6 separate regions of the Homo sapiens genome follow, and regions 1, 2, 3, 5 and 6 are each linked to region 4. The links are chromatin contacts, found by Hi-C or POLR2A ChIA-PET in ENCODE. All regions are on one chromosome and are shown on one strand. Each heading gives the region's core, a stretch centred on a gene start or an enhancer-like site at or near the end of the contact. The rest is flanking DNA. Distances are from core to core; before and after follow the strand shown.

Region 1 (2,700 bases), core at 174-2,673, 1.3 Mb before region 4:
AAGCACCTTAGTCATCCCTCCTCTCCCCCTGCCTCCTGGCCTGCCACCCCACCCCAGCGTTTACCCCAAAGCACAATGCCCTGGTCACTTGGCAAGTGGCTGGGCCTGACGGAGGCCAAGGGGCAGACCGGGGCTCCAGCCAGACCCCCGAAAGGAAGCAGGTGCTCCCCCACTTCCAGGACTTAGTTGGGGCGGGGGGCCCAGCTCCTGGGCCTAGGGTCTTCTCACCCCCACCCCCTTGTCCTGGGTAGGCCCCTGCCTGCCCCTCTCTGCCTTTTCCTCGGGTGTCCCTCCTCGAGCCCCTGCGGCACTGGCTTGGGTGGCAGAGCCCACTTGTTTCAGGGACCCCAGGAGGTGGTGCCCCCTGGCTCCTGGGACTGTGTGTGGGTCTGGGGGGTGGGGGGGTGGGGAGAAGCGTCGGGCAGGGGGTGCAGGGGAGGAAACTCCTCACCAGGAAAGCCAAAGACAGGGTTGTGCCTTACCTCAGGAGCCACCCGTTCCCCCTTGCCCTGCCGTTCACCCTCCACCTTTCCCCCCGGGCGGCCTGCTGCTTTTTCCTTCTCTTCCTCCCCTGCCCTGCCCTGAGCTGCATGGTTCCCCTACCCTGGGAAGCCAGGAAGGAATCTGAATGGAGAATCACCAACCACCAAAGAAAAAAAGACTGCGGGGCCCTCCCCTGCCAACTCCCCTTCCCTGGCCGCCCACTCACCCACACCTCTTTCACGCAGGACAGGCTGCCCACCCTGTCCACGTGAAGTGCCAACGCCCTCCCCACCCTGGGCCGAGCCCCCACCCCTCCCTGGGCCCCCAAGTGAGATTGCACATTTAACTACTGTAAGGAGAGGAGCGGCGTTGGCAAATGTGAACCATGAGAATATCGGTGATACTGATGAGAATAAACGCCTTTGTAAAAAAAAAAAAAAAAAAAAAAGTCTGGAGCCAGGCGTGGTGGCTCGCCTGTAAGCCAAGCACTTTAGGAGGCCAAAGCGGCAGGATCGCTTGAGGCCAGGAGTTGGAGAGACTAGCCTGGGCAACATGGCGAAACCCGTCTCTACTAAAAATAGCTGCGCATGGTGGCTCCGCCTGTAGTTCCAGCTACCGGAAGGCTGAGGCGGGAGGATTAGAGACTGAAGCTATAGTGAGCCATGATCAGACCACTGCACTCAAGCCTGGGTAAGGCAGCAAGACCCTATATCAAAAAATAAAAAAAGGAAAACCACAATGATTACGCAAGTCGCCGCCCTCCCTCCTGCGATTGTTGCTATTTCCATCCAGCTACTAGTCTCCTCCTCCCGCCCGACACCTGGCGCGTCTATCTGACGTCACGAACGCGCCACACAGATTCGGGCTGCGCAACCTCTGTGGCCGTCTACACGGCGCGCAGATGCGAATATTCTCGCGGCGCCGGAAGTCCGGGGCACGTGACCTGGTGACAGTGCTGACTTGGCTGTACAGCTCGATCTAGGTTCTGCGGCACGGGATGGCGGAGGCGCCTCCTGTCTCAGGTATTGTCCCGGCCCGAGCGGGACTGGGCCCCTTTCAGGGAGCGGAAATTGGGTCAGTGACGAAGTTCTAGGGCCTCAGCCACTCATATCGCGAGAGTAGCACATGCTAGGGCGTAGGATAGTGGCTCGGAAGGGCCAAGCCCCGCGCATCGTGCGTACGAAGATCTGTGTCTTCTTGGACTAGATGGTGAAGCCCAGTAGCTGGGTTTCGGAGGAGAGAGGACTTGTCCCGGCGCTGCGAGTCGATGTGGGTGCCCTGCCTTCCCACAGGCTGTTTCTGGGGCAGCGGCGCACTGACCTTCGACAGGCGGGCGTCGGCCAGGTCACAGCCAGTGACGGTGGCGGGCTCTTGACGTGTAGGGTGTGGTGTGCTCATACCGCCTGGAGTGGTGGCGTGGGCGCGAGCCGAATTCCAGTAGTTTAGAGTCTCAGCCTGCTGCGAACCCCGTGTGACTCAGTCTCAGTCTCCTCATCTGTCAGTTGGGAGTAGATAAGTTAATTCCTGTGATGGCTCCCGCCCTGTACTGTACCTATTCTGTAATTGTTCACTCACTCCCCCTCCTGGAGTTGCCTCAGTGTGTAGAGACAGCCTCATTTGTTCGTTGATATAACATCCATTTCCTCAGGGTGTTCCATAGATCAGTGTTTTCCAAATGTGTTGGACAGCAACCAAAAGAAACATTTTGCATCGCGACCTTAAATATTGTACACTTACATAAATATAAAAGCGAACCAGAAGTTTCTGGAAGCAGTGAGGTTGGTTGGTTTGTTTTACAATCAGCAATATATTCTGTTTTCTGTTTCGTTTAAAAATATGTCACAGCCCACTGCCTTCATTTGATTTTATGGCCCACTCTGGAAAACAGGGCAGCAGTTTGCAGAATGGAGTTTGGAAACCATTGGTTTGAATCTCAGCTCTGTCCCTGACCAGCCGTTGGGGCACCAAGAAGACCATATATGTATTTGTATACTGGGTGGCAGGTAAAATGTATTTATTACTATGGTTCTTAGTTTAAAAAGTTAGGGCCGGGCGTGGTGGCTCACGCCTGTAATCCTAGCACTTTGGGAGGCCGAGGTGGACGGATCACGAGGTCAGGAGATCGAGACCATCCTGGCTAACACGGTGAAACCCCGTCTCTACTAAAAATACAAAAAATTAGCTGGGCATGGTGGCACGCGCCTGTAGTCCCAGCTA
Region 2 (2,700 bases), core at 172-2,671, 1.8 Mb after region 4:
GCCTGGTGCGGTGGCTCACACCTGTAATCTCAGCACTTTGGGAGGCCAAGGCAGGTGGATCACTTGAGCCCAGGAGTTTGAGACCAGCCTGGCCAACATGGCGAAAACCCGTCTCTACTACAAAATACAAAAAATTAGCCGGGAGTAGTGGCACCCACCTGTAGTCCCAGCTACTTGGGAGGCTGTGGAGGGAGGGTCACTGGAGCCTGGGGAGATCGAGACTGCAGTGAGCCAGGATCATGCCACTGCACTCTAGCCTGAGTGACAGAGTGAAACCCTGTCTCAAAACAAAAACAAAGAAAAAGGAAATAATGCTCAAGAAGCCAGGATGAGATGGATGGGCTTGATTCTCCTCGGTTGTTTCTACTCCACCACAGTGGCTCTCAGAACACACCCTGCCCTTCATGTGCATTAGCATCACCTAGGAACCTGTTTAAAATGAAATCTGCAGGCCCCACCCAGTGAGGTGAATCAAAAGCACTGGTGGGGGTGTCCAGCTTTTAAAGTCTAAGAACCACTACTCTACCTCCTGGTACTCAAAACTTTCTTCACCATCACCTGATGCCTTGCCAGAAATCGGCATTTTAACAAGATCCCCCTGGTCTACCTCAGGGCCACAAACCATAAGCCCCAATCCATAATGCTTCGCACCCATCCACACAGTGTCTGAGTGGTTTCTGGGAATGGGAAGTAGGGGAGGCCCACTGAAAGAGCAGTGGTTTTTCTCTCTTTGAATATGAATCTATCACTTACCAATCCTGTGGGAAAAACAGCACTGCATGCCCTAGTTAGACAAGAGTATGTTGTGTGTGTGACAGAAAGCACACAACTACCATTAAACTGCCATGGAAATTTATTCCGCTTAGATGTCACTGTTATGTTATAAGCTATTTTTCTTTTAAAATAAGGGAATTTCAATTTTAACCCCAGGCATAATAAAATTAACAAGATTGTCTAACCTTTGTTTGTATTGCTAATATTGTAGCAGGAATCTGTCACCTTAAAACAAACCAACCAAGGGGATATACCTTACCTTCTCTGCTCGAACAAGGACACCTTCACCAACATCTAGCCCCCACTTCCATGCAGCAGCCCCCATCTCCATACAGCATGGAGGAAGGAAAACTATTTCCAGTATTCCACCTTTAACTTCCTGCTGCCTCCCTCAAAGACTCATAGATTTTATTTCAAAATCTGAACCCGAAGGCCCCTAACTCCATCTCTCCCTTTGCTTCTCTCTCATTTTCCTCCACTGAGACTTCTCTGGTCTGTGGTACTGCAAACATGTCGGCTCTTCCAGCAAATCTACAGGTGAACTACGTACATATTTATGCCTAAGAATTGTACTGTCTCACTGCTCATTCCAGCTTGACTCAGCCTAACACAACGATGTGCTTTTTTAAGGCACTTCCAGTTTCACTTCTAGCTCCTACCAGGCTTCCGCCCCGCCCCAATGCAACATAGCCCCCTCAGTTTCCCAGACCCAGGAAGTAGCAAGGTCAATTCTGTGAGGCCCATATCCAATTTGACTTGCCTCTCTCTTCTTAAAGCAATCTTGGAATTAAAATTTCTAAAGCCCCCTTTCAATTTAATAACTTTTCTTCCATAGAAACAAGAGGTTTTAATCAAGCCTTAAAAATAAATTTGAGCCTTGTGTTTTTAATCACATAGCATTGGGAAAAATAATATAACTATTCTACCAAATTTCAAAAGGAAACATGTTTACATCTCAAATGTGCTACAAAAAGATCCTGGTATGGTAAAACTAGTTTGATTTCGACTCCCACCCCAACCTTTTTTAAACTTCTCCAACACAGTTCCAGAATAACTTGTCAAAATCACTTCTGAAGCGGTAATCCCAGCTACTCCAGAGACTGAAGTGATCGCCTGAGCCCAGGAGTTCCAGGCCAGCCTGGGCAAAATAGTGACTCTTATCTCAAAATAACAAAACAAAACTCACCCTGTCAATTAGACTCAAAAGATGTATAGTACTAACTAAACATTCCAGAGTCAAATTGTAACTTCAGTTTTTATCTCAACACAGAATTTATGAGTTGCACATAAATTTACTTTACTTCTTTTTAGAAATGGAGTCTTGCTATGTTGCCTGGGATGGTCTCAAACATCTGGCCTCAAGTCATCCTCCCACCTCAGCCTCCCAAGTAGCTGGGATTACAGGTGAGCCACCGCATCCAATTTACAAATTCACTTTAAAAAGTCAAATCTTTTCACTTCTTGCTTTGCTTCTTGGATTTGTTTGGGGAAGAGGAATGTTTCTTTTTTTTAGCAAATAATGGTAGCTTTTACTTGAAGCTTTAAAATATCAATTTTAAAAAAACAATTTTAAAATAACAATTTGTTTTCAACTATATATGCAGTTTTAATAAAAATATTAGATAATTCGATTACAAGAGTTCTTGACTTACATTCCTGCCATTAGCAAAGACAGTCAACAATGTCTTAAGAGCCACCAAACATATCAATCTCTAGATATGGTCTAAACCTAAGGTTATTTTAAAAACTAAGAACAGTGAGTGTGTAGAAACTCTTCAATTATCTGGATTAATCAGCTTTTATCCTGCCTGTATAGAATCAATGTCTTCCTCCTATGAATTCCACAGTTTAGTAATTATGAAAGGCAGAGAATTCATTTTTCCTTCCTAGGTATCCATAAACCAAGCTTCTCTAACCCATAGCCCA
Region 3 (2,700 bases), core at 22-2,521, 1.6 Mb after region 4:
TTCATACTTTAAATGACTTTAAAATTATGCTTTAAGTAAATATATGCTTTAAATAATTTTTATTTGCTTCATTTTTCCTTCATAGCTATCCCTTTTTTTTTGTCATCAAAGATATGTGCGTTTTTTATAAAAACACTTTCTTGTCCCCTGCTGACTACCTCTGGAAGCTTCTTGTTGACCTCTGGTTTTTTGGTTTCTTTTTTTGGCTTTTCATTTCTTAGGGTGGTGGTGGTGGTAGTGAAGGAGAGGGGTCTTCTGGTGGCCCCTGCATAAGCACTCCCCCTCAACATGAGCATGATTAACTGGAACCACTGTTATTTCTGTGGTGTAGACAAAATGAGCCATGTAGCTATTAACATCTCCCTGATTTAAAAAGAAACACGGAACTTTCTTTTTCCTGCTGTCCTTAGGGAGGAAAGGTGTAAATATAAGAGACTGTAGCTAGTATCTTGGAAGTCCCCAGGAGACAGGCGTTTCCTCTTGGTCACTGACTCTCTGGGTCACTGACGCTCCTTGAACAGCAGGGCCACCGTGTCTCCCTTTGAAGCAAGTGATCCTTAAGGAATTTTCCAGGTTTAGTAACTTCTGTCTAGCTCCGAAAAGACGTAATGGCTGCAAAAGTGCTTCGTTGAAGAAGATAAGATATATTCATTTTTAAATAAAAATACTTATGGGCGAGAAAAATCGGAGTGGACTGAATCAATTACAGTAAATCTATGGGCTCTAAGGGAGCAAATAATCCAGGCTGGCTGAAAGAATTAAATATTTTAAATTTATAAAGCCAGGGACCCTCAAATCCATAAAAGGATTCAATCTTCTTCTTCTTTTTTTTTAGGATTCAATCTTCTAATAATCCCGGGAGGGGGCGCAAGAGCAGGATTCTTGTTTCTATTTTACGAATGAGGAAACTGAGGTTCAGAAAGCCTAAGTGGCATGCCTCTTCAGTAATCGGCCAATCGTCGCTGCCCTAACTTCACCTCACCTCCCAGTGCAGCACTAGAGTCCCCTCAGGGGTGGCCGTCCCTGGTCAGTCCAGCTCCAGCAGACGGGGTGGGTAGGACGCTCCCTATCAGGCAGCACTTCCGCCTCCCGGGGCCCGCGCAGCTCACCTCCCTCACCTCCCGCCCTACCCCAGTCACGAGTTGTTTTAGGGGGACCGCCCCTCCACTTGCTGATTGGGTAGCTCCTGAACCATTGTTGTCCTCTGATTGGTTGTTCCCTTTTCGGCTCTGCAACACCGCCTAGACCGACCGGATACACGGGTAGGGCTTCCGCTTTACCCGTCTCCCTCCTGGCGCTTGTCCTCCTCTCCCAGTCGGCACCACAGCGGTGGCTGCCGGGCGTGGTGTCGGTGGGTCGGTTGGTTTTTGTCTCACCGTTGGTGTCCGTGCCGTTCAGTTGCCCGCCATGGCTGAGCTGGATCCGTTCGGCGCCCCTGCCGGCGCCCCTGGCGGTCCCGCGCTGGGGAACGGAGTGGCCGGCGCCGGCGAAGAAGACCCGGCTGCGGCCTTCTTGGCGCAGCAAGAGAGCGAGATTGCGGGCATCGAGAACGACGAGGCCTTCGCCATCCTGGACGGCGGCGCCCCCGGGCCCCAGCCGCACGGCGAGCCGCCGGGGGGTCCGGGTGAGAGTGCGGGCGCGTTTGGGGCGAGAGGACTTGTCTGGAAACTCGGTCCACAGTGGGTCCGAGAGCTTCTGTGTGACTCGTGCTCCTTGCTGAATTAGGAGGTTAGGGAGCAGTGCAAACAGGAAACGAGACCCTGGCCCGGTCTTTCAGAAACCTAGGCTCGAGAAGCCTGTTCGGTTCTCAGCATGTTTGAGTGCTTCTGGGCGCGGGCGGAGCGAGAAAGCAAGTGTAGGGTGGCAGGCTCCGGAGCCGGAAGAAGCCCGTTCAATTCAGCAACTTTTCATTAAGCATTTGCTGTGCCTTTAGTCCGGTCTCTGAAGCAACCGCATTGGCGCAGTTTTTCCAGACTTATAAGCTTATAAGTCTGAGCCGAGCACAGAACTCGTTATTAGAAAAGGAGGGCGGAAAAAAATAAGAATGGAAATATCGTTTTTGAGAGATACAAACAAAAGTAGCAATGCAGTTCAGCATTTAAGCACTTAAGGTGTACAGAGTGTTGGATTACGAGGAGGAAGGAGGGAGTAGGGAACTCGAAAGATGATCTAGGTCTGGAGAAAGAACTGCCAAGCGCGGTAGGAGTTTGCTATCGTTGAGCGATTGATTTACAGCTAGGACTTCTGGAGCTCTTCCTCTGGGAACAGCTTTGGTAGGCAATATTGCCTAAGCAGAACCCAAGATTAGCCTAAACCAATCAGGGAGGGATGAAGAGGTGAATAGAGAATGTTCTCAGCCAAACTCAAGTAAAAATGGGGCAGGTAGGATGGCAGTTTGACCTTTGGATGCCTTAACCTGTGTGTGATGCTTAGGATCATGAGTGGAAAAGACCTACTTAATAATACAAAGAAGTAGGAAATTTAGCTAGAAGAAATGAAATACGGCTTTTCATTCACTTAAAAAATTCCAACTAAGGGAGAATAGGGCACTACTGGGGCATATAGGAGTAGTGTCTACCCTAAATTCAAACCTTAAGGAGCCAGGTAGGTAACATATACGAGAGAAGCTGGCTTGACATGAGACAGTAGAAGTGTTGGAGACTGAGGCTTTGCTGCACTATAGTAGTGCTCTGTGTAAAG
Region 4 (2,700 bases), core at 66-2,565:
AAATACAAAAAAAATTAGCCGGGCGTGGTGGCGGGCGCCTGTAGTCCCAGCTACTCGGGAGGCTGAGGCAGGAGAATGGCGTGAACCCGGGAAGCGGAGCTTGCAGTGAGCCGAGATCGCGCCACTGCACGCCAGCCTGGGCGACTGAGCAAGACTCCATCTCAAAAAACAAACAAATAAAAAGATAACTGTCTGTCTTGTCTTTTGGGGTATTGAGAGCATTTCTGATTACCCATTGTCTCCCCAACAGTTGTTGGAATACTGTCTGGGCAAAATTGTGCCTGGGCAGATAAAAATCAGACATGTTTAATAGGAAGTTGTTATGTTTTGTTTCCCCTTGACAGAGGAAAGCAAGAGTCCCTCAGCTCTGCCCCAACCAATCACCTGTGGCTTATGGGAGGGTGGAGGAAGGGAACCATGAGGAGGGCCCCCCCAACACACTCCTTTTCCATGCCATGCTCCCCGCAATTGTGGGCACCCCCCGCGTGAAGGGACCCACTTCTCTGACAGAGCCTTCTTACCCACCTGGGTAGAAGACCTCACTTTTGGTGGTGCCCTCTCTCCACTGGTGGAAGGTGCCAGAGATGATGGTATCCGAGATCTCAGCCCAGTAGCGCCCTGAGTGACAATCGCACATGACACTATCAGGGTATTCGCGCCATTGCATGGCCCAGCCAAACATCAGAAAGGAGGGCATGGGCCCCTTTACAACCCCAGCCTCCCAGTCTGGCCCGCCGCTAGCACTGACCCGAGTGGCCGCGGGAGCCCAAGGCGGTGCCGAAGAGCAGCACATACTCGGACAGCGAGGCGTGCAGAAGGCACATGGCGCCCATCCAGCCACCCGCATTCACGAACACCCACTGCAGCTCCTCGTCGGGCAGCACGTGGCCTGGGTGCAGCCGCCGCAGCTCCACGATCAGACGAGAGAAGGCCAGCTCGTGGTCCAGCCCTGGCGGAGGCAGAGGGGCGGCGGAGTCAGGGCTGGCACCGGTCCTAGGTCCGGGGATGGCGCCTTCGGAACCCTAGGCTCCGCTCCCAGGCCGGCCGCTCCCCTCCCTGCCCTCTGCCCGCTCACCAGCGTACTGCCGCGCCAACTGCGCTATCTCTTCGCGCTGGAAGACGAAGCTCTGCGTACCCAGCCAGAGCCAGACGACCTGGGTCAGCACCGCTGCGACAGCCAGGAGCAGCGCGGCCCACGCCCACCGCCGGCCCACGGCCCACTGCATCCCGGCGGGCGGCCTGGCACGGCGCAGCTCAGGAGGGAGCCGGGGCCTGAGGCTTTGCGCTCACGGCCTCGGAGCCCGCCGGCTGCCCACGAAGCGCTCCCCCGCCACCGCCGTGGTACGGCTCGCCCTGACCAATCGGAGCGGCCCGGGCACCTTGGCACCGCCCTTCGGTTGAACCATTTCCTCGGGGGGAGCACGGAGGAGTGGGGCGGTGCCGCGCAAGGGAGGCAAGGGGGCGGGGCCAAGTCGCCCAGCGGCAGATGTCAGGGTCTTCAGGCGAGGTCTGACCTAGCTAGCGCCACTCTACATACGGATAGGTGTGGGGATAGTGAGACCCAGAATGGACGGGCTCGCCCGAGCTCACTGGCTGGTGAAGCAGACGAGCCCGGAAGTGAAGCCTTCTGGGACTCAACGATTGTTAAGGCCCGCCTTTACCAGGACTGAAGCGGAGAGGAGGCAGTTCAAGCTGGGAGCCCCAGGGTGGGCATTCCAGAGGCGGTGACACCTGAGCAGTGTCTTTAAGAGCTCGCAGAAGGGGCATGCCAGCCCACAGGGACCAGCCCCTAGAGCAAAGGCCTCCGAGGAGAGACAGCTTGGGGTCTTCAGGGGCCTACAATTCCTTCTCTGTTCTGCGGCACAAAATGTGAGAGGAGGCCTTGTAAACCAGCTGAGGGTTATCAGCAAGGGAGGAAGGGGATTAGATTTTGCCACCGAGTGGCACAGGACTGTCGAGTGGAGGGGAGCAAGATGAGTCAGGGAGACCATGACTGTGGGCCAGGTAAGAGGGAAGGTCTGTGTCAGTGGAGATGGAAGAAAGAAATGAGCTTAACAACTCTGGAAATGGAGTTGGCAGGGCTTGATCTCTTCTTCCTGGAATACTCTTTCCCCCTTTATCCTATCCCCACTTTCCCCTTATTTGGCTAACATCCTTTGCATGTCTAGTGGGCAGTTGAGTGTCCAGGTCTCGAAGCTCAGCTCCAGTCTGGAGATAGAGCTGGGAGTTGTCATTCATTCAGATACTTTGTTGGCACTTGTATGTGCCAAGTTCTGTGGTGGCCATTAGGGATATGGCTAGAAACAATGGTCCTACTCCCCAGCTTAGAGATCTCACTGGAGAGTCTACAGAAAACCTCTAAGAATGGATGAAATCTCACAGGGAGAGAGAATAGAGTAAGATAAGGCTAAAGACAGAGCCCTGGAGAGCACCAACAGCAAAGGGTAGGCAGAGGAAGAAGAAAGCAAAAAGGAAAAGAAACAAAAGAGAAAAGAGGTAGCATTGTGCAGTGATTAAGAAATAAACTCTGGAGCTGGACTGCCTGAGTTCAAGGCCTGGCTCCTGCTACCTACTAGTTGTCTGATCTTGGGCAGTTTACTTAAAATCTCTGTAACTTAGTTTTCTTACCTGTAAAATGGAATGGAGATAAGTACCTACCTCATAGTACATATCTTCATTGTGATGAGATTAGATGGGTTA
Region 5 (2,700 bases), core at 180-2,679, 1.0 Mb after region 4:
TTGAATTAAGGGTTCCGAATGATGGGAACACACTTGAGCTGAGAACTGAAGGTCGTGTAGAACCCAGTATGCAGAAAGGGAATGCAGCGGCATGTCAGGGAGAGTCAGTGTAATTTCAACTGTCTGGCTTACAGTAGTAGCTGCTCAAGTTAAAAAATCACTAGAGTCCGTCGGGGTGGCACGTGCCTGTAATGTCAACTACCCGGGAGGCTGAAGCGGGAGGATCCCAGGAGTTTAAGACCAGCCTGGGCAAGAGAGCGACCCGCCGTTCCAAAAAAAAAAAAATCACTAATAAGTAGGCACGGTTCTAACTTGAGTGATCCCATTTAATCATCATAGCTCTTGAAGTAAGTGCTTATCTTCATTCCTCAGAGTGGAAAGGAAGGCACGGAGAGAGAACTAAGTTTCACAAGGTCACCGCTCTTGAGTACAGGAGGCAGGATTCTAGCCCAAGCAGAGTCCATATGTTGTGTACCAGCTACACAGTGAATGGTGGCTACTATGGCGTTTGCCAAAGGGAGAGGGAGGTAGAAGAGGAGGCTGTTTCAGGAATGCTCCATATTTGGAGTAATGAGCACAAGGACTTCATAGCAAGGCCAAGAACAGCGTAAAGCTGCCCGCGCATGAAAAGCAGCCGCGTTGACCGGGCGCGGTGTCACGCCTGTAATCCCAGCACTTTGGGAGGGCGAGGTGGACTGATCGCTTGACACCAGGCGTTCGAGACCAGCCTGGGCAACAGGTGAAAATCCGTCTCTACAAAAAATACAAAAATTAGCCAGGCATGATGGCGTGCGCCTGCGGTCCCAACTACTTGGGAGCCTGAGGTGAGGCATCGCGTGAGCCCGGGGAGGTCGAGGCTGCAGTGAGCCGTGGTCTCGGGAACAAAAAACAGCCGCGCTGAGAATGAGCCCCGTGTGGTTGGTGCGCGGACACGCACTGCCTGCGTAACTAGAGGGAGCTGACGGATGACGCCCCCGCGCCACGCCGCTCAGCGGGATACGCTTCTTGGCGGACTTTGGAGTGGGAAGCGGGGAATGTCTACGTGCGTATGCACGTGGCACTCTCTGCCCGAGGTCCGGGGACTTTCCCCTAGGCGGAAAGGGGAGGAACAGAGTCCTCAGTGTGTAGCCTAGGATACAGGCCTTCAGCACGAACCACGTCCTCAGCTTCACAGAGTAGTATTTTATAGCCCTAAAGAAATTGTGTTTTATGATTAGGGTGAGAAAGTTGGTGGCGTGAGATTAAAAAAACCGTTTTCGGGCATAACTTTCTAAGACTATAGGCTTTCAGAGGCATTGTGGCTAGCAGAATAGCTAATAGACACGAAATGAACAAATACAGGAAAGCTAGAATGACACTATCTTATGCAAATATGGTCTGGCCCCGCCCTACGGGGAGTGGGCGTGGCCTCCCCGGAGCCGGCCGGCCTGCTCGCGTGCGCGTGCGCGTTGGGGCGGCCGGCCAATGCCGGACCGCTTCGGCACCGCCCGCCCGATCCCTCCACCCGTGGGCCGGCAATGGCGGGCGCAGTTTCGCTCTTGGGTGTGGTGGGGCTGCTGCTTGTGTCTGCGCTGTCCGGGGTCCTAGGAGACCGCGCCAATCCCGACCTCCGGGCACACCCAGGTACCAGCTAGGGCTGCTGGAGGAGGGCTGGGACTGCGCACGGGTCCCAGGCCCCAGCTCGGCTGACTCGCCTGTATCCTCCCTCCGCAGGGAACGCAGCCCACCCCGGCTCTGGAGCCACGGAACCCCGGCGGCGACCACCGCTCAAGGATCAACGCGAGCGGACCCGGGCCGGGTCGCTGCCTCTGGGGGCGCTGTACACCGCGGCCGTCGCGGCTTTTGTGCTGTACAAGTGTTTGCAGGTACGGGGCGGCCGGGGGTAGGGGTGCCCCTGCAGGTGCGGGACCGCCGGGCGTGGGGATCCCCTGAGCCCGAATCTCCCATGGGGGTGCCAGGGTACCAAGAACAAGACACAGCTTCCCTGTCTGTAAAATAAAGACAGTAGTCCGTTGGCCTTCCAATATTATGAGGTTATTTTGAGGATCCAGGGAGGTAACGGATGTGAAGAGCGTGTGGTGAACTGTAAATAATGACTATCACATTTAGTTCTCCTACAATCCAGTGAGGAGTAGTCACTTGCTCGAGGTCACCCAGCGCTGGCAACTGCTGGAGCTGGGATTTGAACCCAGCTAGCAGTGTCCATGCTACAAGAGTGGGGCCAGCCTTGGCACAGGAGGTTGATTGCTGCAGCCAGTGTTTCTAGAGTTCCAGATATGAAGTGGTCTCATGTTCTCCTTGGGAGGAGGCCCTGAAATGTAAGTTGACAGTACATTTTGAAAAACAGTACCTTCCAGGGCTGTGTCTTTAGCCGTGACCCTATTACGTACTTGCATTATAAAATAGAACCGATGGAACCAGTTTAGATATATGAAACTAGAAGAGATAGCTAATAATGACCCCAGGTAGATGTGACAGGCTAGGATGAATGACTGAATTTAATGATGAACTTTGAGAAGGATAGACTAGTAAATTCTGTTCTTGGACCTGAGTACAGTCTGGGAGAAACATAATGTAGCAGGAGGTCTTATGAAAGAGAGTTAGGCATTCCAGTTGACTGAGTTCACTGTGGGATGTGACAAGCCACTTCCCAAATCAGTGCTGGGAACATGGCACTGTGCTTCACCTGCCAATCAGAAT
Region 6 (2,700 bases), core at 92-2,591, 1.4 Mb before region 4:
GAGTGCATCCATGATTTGTGCTAAGTAAACAGACAAATGCATACGAACAGCAGAGCCTTTCTTTCTGAAGAAGAGACGCCAATTCTTTTCCAGGGATGCGGACAGCAAGGAGGGAGCCTGTGTACAGTACATTACACCAAGGTTTGGTTCCCCCAACAGCTCCGTGAGGTCAGCAGGAGCCAGGGTTACCAAATCTACTTCACAGAGGAGAAACCGGATTCTTAGAAGAAGCCGTCCATCCCAAGGTCACTCAAAACCGCAGGATCTAGAATCCAGGTCTCCAGATTCCCAGACCCTTGGGCCTCCCCTAGCTGGTTCTAGAGAAACCTCATGGACTCAGCTCTCCGGTGTACTGACTTCATTTGGTGGTGTGTCAACTCCAACAGTAGGCAGACCCAAAGGGTGCCCAGAGTACAACGCTTGGACCCACGGCCAACTCAAGCGGCGCACACGGAGAAGGCACTCAGCACACGAGGAGCACCCCGGCATGCACGAAGTTCTGACTTATCACACACGGAGCAGTCGTAGACCACATGGCCCAATATATGCCTGACACAAAGGGCACAATAACTGCGCGGGCACACAAACACAACCAGGCCCACGACGTAAAGCACGGAGAAGCTCAAACACCCAGGATCGCACAAATGACCAGAGACAAAATACACCGGCCACATGGAAAAGTGTACAGACACAAGCCCGGGACAAAAGACAGTTCCACGGACACAACCAATAACCCACGCTTCCGGACGCCAGGACAAGCGCAAGGTCACACGCTTCTGGAGGACACGTGACTAAACCCACAGACCCCGCCGGGCTTTCGGGACCTGCATGGAGCCCACCTGGCGCCCGACACTCACTGTGGGTGACAGTCACGGTGAGCCCAGCTGCCGCCATTTCCTCCCTGGTCACCTCCTCGCTCCGGGTCGACTCCTCGTCCCGGGTCACCTCCTGGCTCCGATTCATCTCTTCGCCCTGGGTCGCCTCCTCACTCTGGGTCGCCTCTTCACTCCAGGTCGCTTCCTCACTCAGGGTCAACTCCTCGCTCCGGGTCAACTCCTCGCTCCGGGTCGAGCGGCGCCGGGTTTTCTTCTTCATCCGCGGCCTGCGAGCGCCGGCGGCGGCGCCCCTGGTGGGTCGGTCATGCCCGCTGGCAGTACTCCGGGCAGGTGGACGCCCAGAGGGAGGCGGACCACGCTGGGCCGGGGGCTCCGACTGGCGCGGCTCCCGGCCTGGCCGAAGGGCGCGCAGCCGGGAACCCAGCCGCTCCCGGTCGCCTCGCGGTCTCCGCGCCCCCCCGCGCTGAGCCAGGCCCGCACTTGTTGACCGCCCAGCGATGGAAGCTGAGCGCGGCGTCTCACAACCCCGCCCGACTACTTCCCAGCCCCGCCCCGGCCTGCCGGCCCCGCCCTCGCCCTATGCCGCGTTAGTTGCCTCCAGGCCCCACCCACTCAACTGAGGCCCCGCCTTGCTACAGTAAAACCCCTCCCACTCCTTCTACCAACACCCCGCCCCCTGCAGGCTCTCTCCGAGAGCACCAAGTCCTTTTGCTCTCCATCCCCGGAAGACCCGGCTGAAAATCCGGAAAAAGAATCGGGAAACGCCAGGAGGCATATTGCGCTTGCGCACGGAGGGGCCGGAAGTCGAGGCGGGAGTGACTCTGCTTCCGTTTCTGGTTTTGCTCTAGTGTTTGGGTTTCTTCGCGGCTGCTCAAGATGAACCGACTCTTCGGGAAAGCGAAACCCAAGGCTCCGCCGCCCAGCCTGACTGACTGCATTGGCACGGTGGGCATTTGATCATGCATAAGTAGGCTCAGGACCTCTGACACACCCGACCCCGCCCACCCCCAGCCCCGGGCCCATATTCTTCCACTTCATTTCGGGTCCTGGGCCCCTTACACGTCGTCCCTCTCTATCTCACCTTCTCCCCTTCATCCCTGTTACCCAAGTCATTCCTAACGCCACAAACCAGGGAACCCCTAACCCCATCACTGCCTTGCCCTGCCAGCACCCAACCCGTTTTGATGCCCATTGCCCGTCCACTCGCTCTCGCCTTGATCCTCTCACCTCACCCAGCCCTAGGCCCATACACCCTTCCCACCTCATCCTGCCTGATCCCTTACCCTTCTTCCATCTGTCATCCCCAGTCCACATCAGGACTCAGCTTGATATCCTAGGTCAACATATCTGTGCCTTCGTCCTGGATCTCAGTAACACAAAACTCAGAACCCTAGCCCCTCAGATTAAGCCACCATCCCCGATTTAGGGAATGGCATTAGATCTACAATCAGCTGGTTTCACTTGGCACTGGCCCATTTCATGTGCCTCTTGGAGGAACTCTCAGCCTGGCTAGTCTCTGATTCTAGGGAAATTCCAACTCAACTCAGTGATTCTCAAATTATTTTCTGCCCCAACCCACTTGAAGGCTACCTGGTATATCAGAATCGGGGCAGTGTGGCGGGGGGTAAGAGAATAATTTATAAAGCCCAGGGTTTCTGGTTGGGAATACCCTTCTTTGTGAACCACTGTTTTTCACCCTTCCCCTTAAGCTCCTCTTTTCTTCCTCTGTATTCCTTCCTCTCTACCTGCCCCTTCTGGAATAAGTGTATTGCAGTAACTACCAGTGCATTTGATATTTTCCCCTAAGGTGGACAGTAGAGCAGAATCCATTGACAAGAAGATTTCTCGATTGGATGCTGAGCTA

The links. Hi-C counts contacts between places; a loop is a spot of excess contacts on that map. ChIA-PET counts read pairs that join two places held with the same protein, here RNA polymerase II (POLR2A). Pooled maps may share reads with other maps.
Region 1: a loop to region 4 is called in a pooled map, with 5 times the contacts of the local background. The contact joins the promoter of NFX1 here to the promoter of SIGMAR1 in region 4. A Hi-C loop is called at or near these places in 7 of 50 pooled maps. POLR2A ChIA-PET finds 5 or more read pairs at or near these places in 2 of 52 experiments (activated B cell and activated T-cell).
Region 2: a loop to region 4 is called in a pooled map, with 2.1 times the contacts of the local background. The contact joins the enhancer-like site here to the promoter of SIGMAR1 in region 4. A Hi-C loop is called at or near these places in 8 of 50 pooled maps. POLR2A ChIA-PET finds 5 or more read pairs at or near these places in 2 of 52 experiments (activated CD4-positive, alpha-beta T cell and activated T-cell).
Region 3: a pooled map shows a loop between it and region 4 (6-fold over the local background). The contact joins the promoter of CLTA here to the promoter of SIGMAR1 in region 4. A Hi-C loop is called at or near these places in 6 of 50 pooled maps.
Region 5: a loop to region 4 is called in a pooled map, with 21 times the contacts of the local background. The contact joins the promoter of CCDC107 here to the promoter of SIGMAR1 in region 4. A Hi-C loop is called at or near these places in 2 of 37 single-sample maps with no recorded cell type and 7 of 50 pooled maps.
Region 6: a pooled map shows a loop between it and region 4 (12-fold over the local background). The contact joins the promoter of BAG1 here to the promoter of SIGMAR1 in region 4. A Hi-C loop is called at or near these places in 1 of 168 maps with a recorded cell type or tissue (posterior vena cava) and 5 of 50 pooled maps.

The regions. Positions count from the first base shown.
Region 1 is chr9:33,289,093-33,291,792 of GRCh38, forward strand. NFX1 (nuclear transcription factor, X-box binding 1) reads left to right here and starts at 1,424. Exons shown (of 24, transcript NM_002504.6): 1 at 1,424-1,505. The coding sequence starts at 1,481. It also overlaps the pseudogene LOC100862682. RefSeq lists enhancers at 1-314, 1,020-1,439, 1,450-1,499, 1,469-2,668, 1,650-1,699.
Region 2 is chr9:36,469,695-36,472,394 of GRCh38, forward strand. It overlaps a transcript of RNF38 not described here. Among named protein-coding and RNA genes, the nearest start is that of RNF38, 71 kb to the left of the region's middle. Within about 2 kb of position 1,422, at least 30 of the 41 ENCODE cell types and tissues checked have a DNase peak (open chromatin) inside an H3K27ac peak, as active enhancers do.
Region 3 is chr9:36,189,650-36,192,349 of GRCh38, forward strand. CLTA (clathrin light chain A) reads left to right here and starts at 1,272. Exons shown (of 5, transcript NM_001833.4): 1 at 1,272-1,624. The coding sequence starts at 1,408. RefSeq lists enhancers at 907-1,532, 1,248-1,467.
Region 4 is chr9:34,636,472-34,639,171 of GRCh38, forward strand. It overlaps SIGMAR1 (sigma non-opioid intracellular receptor 1), which reads right to left and starts at 1,316. Exons shown (of 4, transcript NM_005866.4): 1 at 1,076-1,316; 2 at 749-949; 3 at 526-618. The coding sequence starts at 1,226. RefSeq lists a silencer at 1,066-1,555.
Region 5 is chr9:35,656,863-35,659,562 of GRCh38, forward strand. It overlaps CCDC107 (coiled-coil domain containing 107), which reads left to right and starts at 1,430. Exons shown (of 5, transcript NM_174923.3): 1 at 1,430-1,623; 2 at 1,714-1,865. The coding sequence starts at 1,518. ARHGEF39 (Rho guanine nucleotide exchange factor 39) reads right to left here. Exons shown (of 9, transcript NM_032818.3): 9 at 2,481-2,700. It also overlaps RMRP. RefSeq lists enhancers at 194-702, 703-1,210 and a silencer at 1,293-1,552.
Region 6 is chr9:33,263,367-33,266,066 of GRCh38, forward strand. It overlaps BAG1 (BAG cochaperone 1), which reads right to left and starts at 1,342. Exons shown (of 7, transcript NM_004323.6): 1 at 858-1,342. The coding sequence starts at 1,308. CHMP5 (charged multivesicular body protein 5) reads left to right here and starts at 1,683. Exons shown (of 8, transcript NM_016410.6): 1 at 1,683-1,781; 2 at 2,644-2,700. The coding sequence starts at 1,713. RefSeq lists enhancers at 351-400, 531-1,120, 1,651-1,890 and a silencer at 1,151-1,470.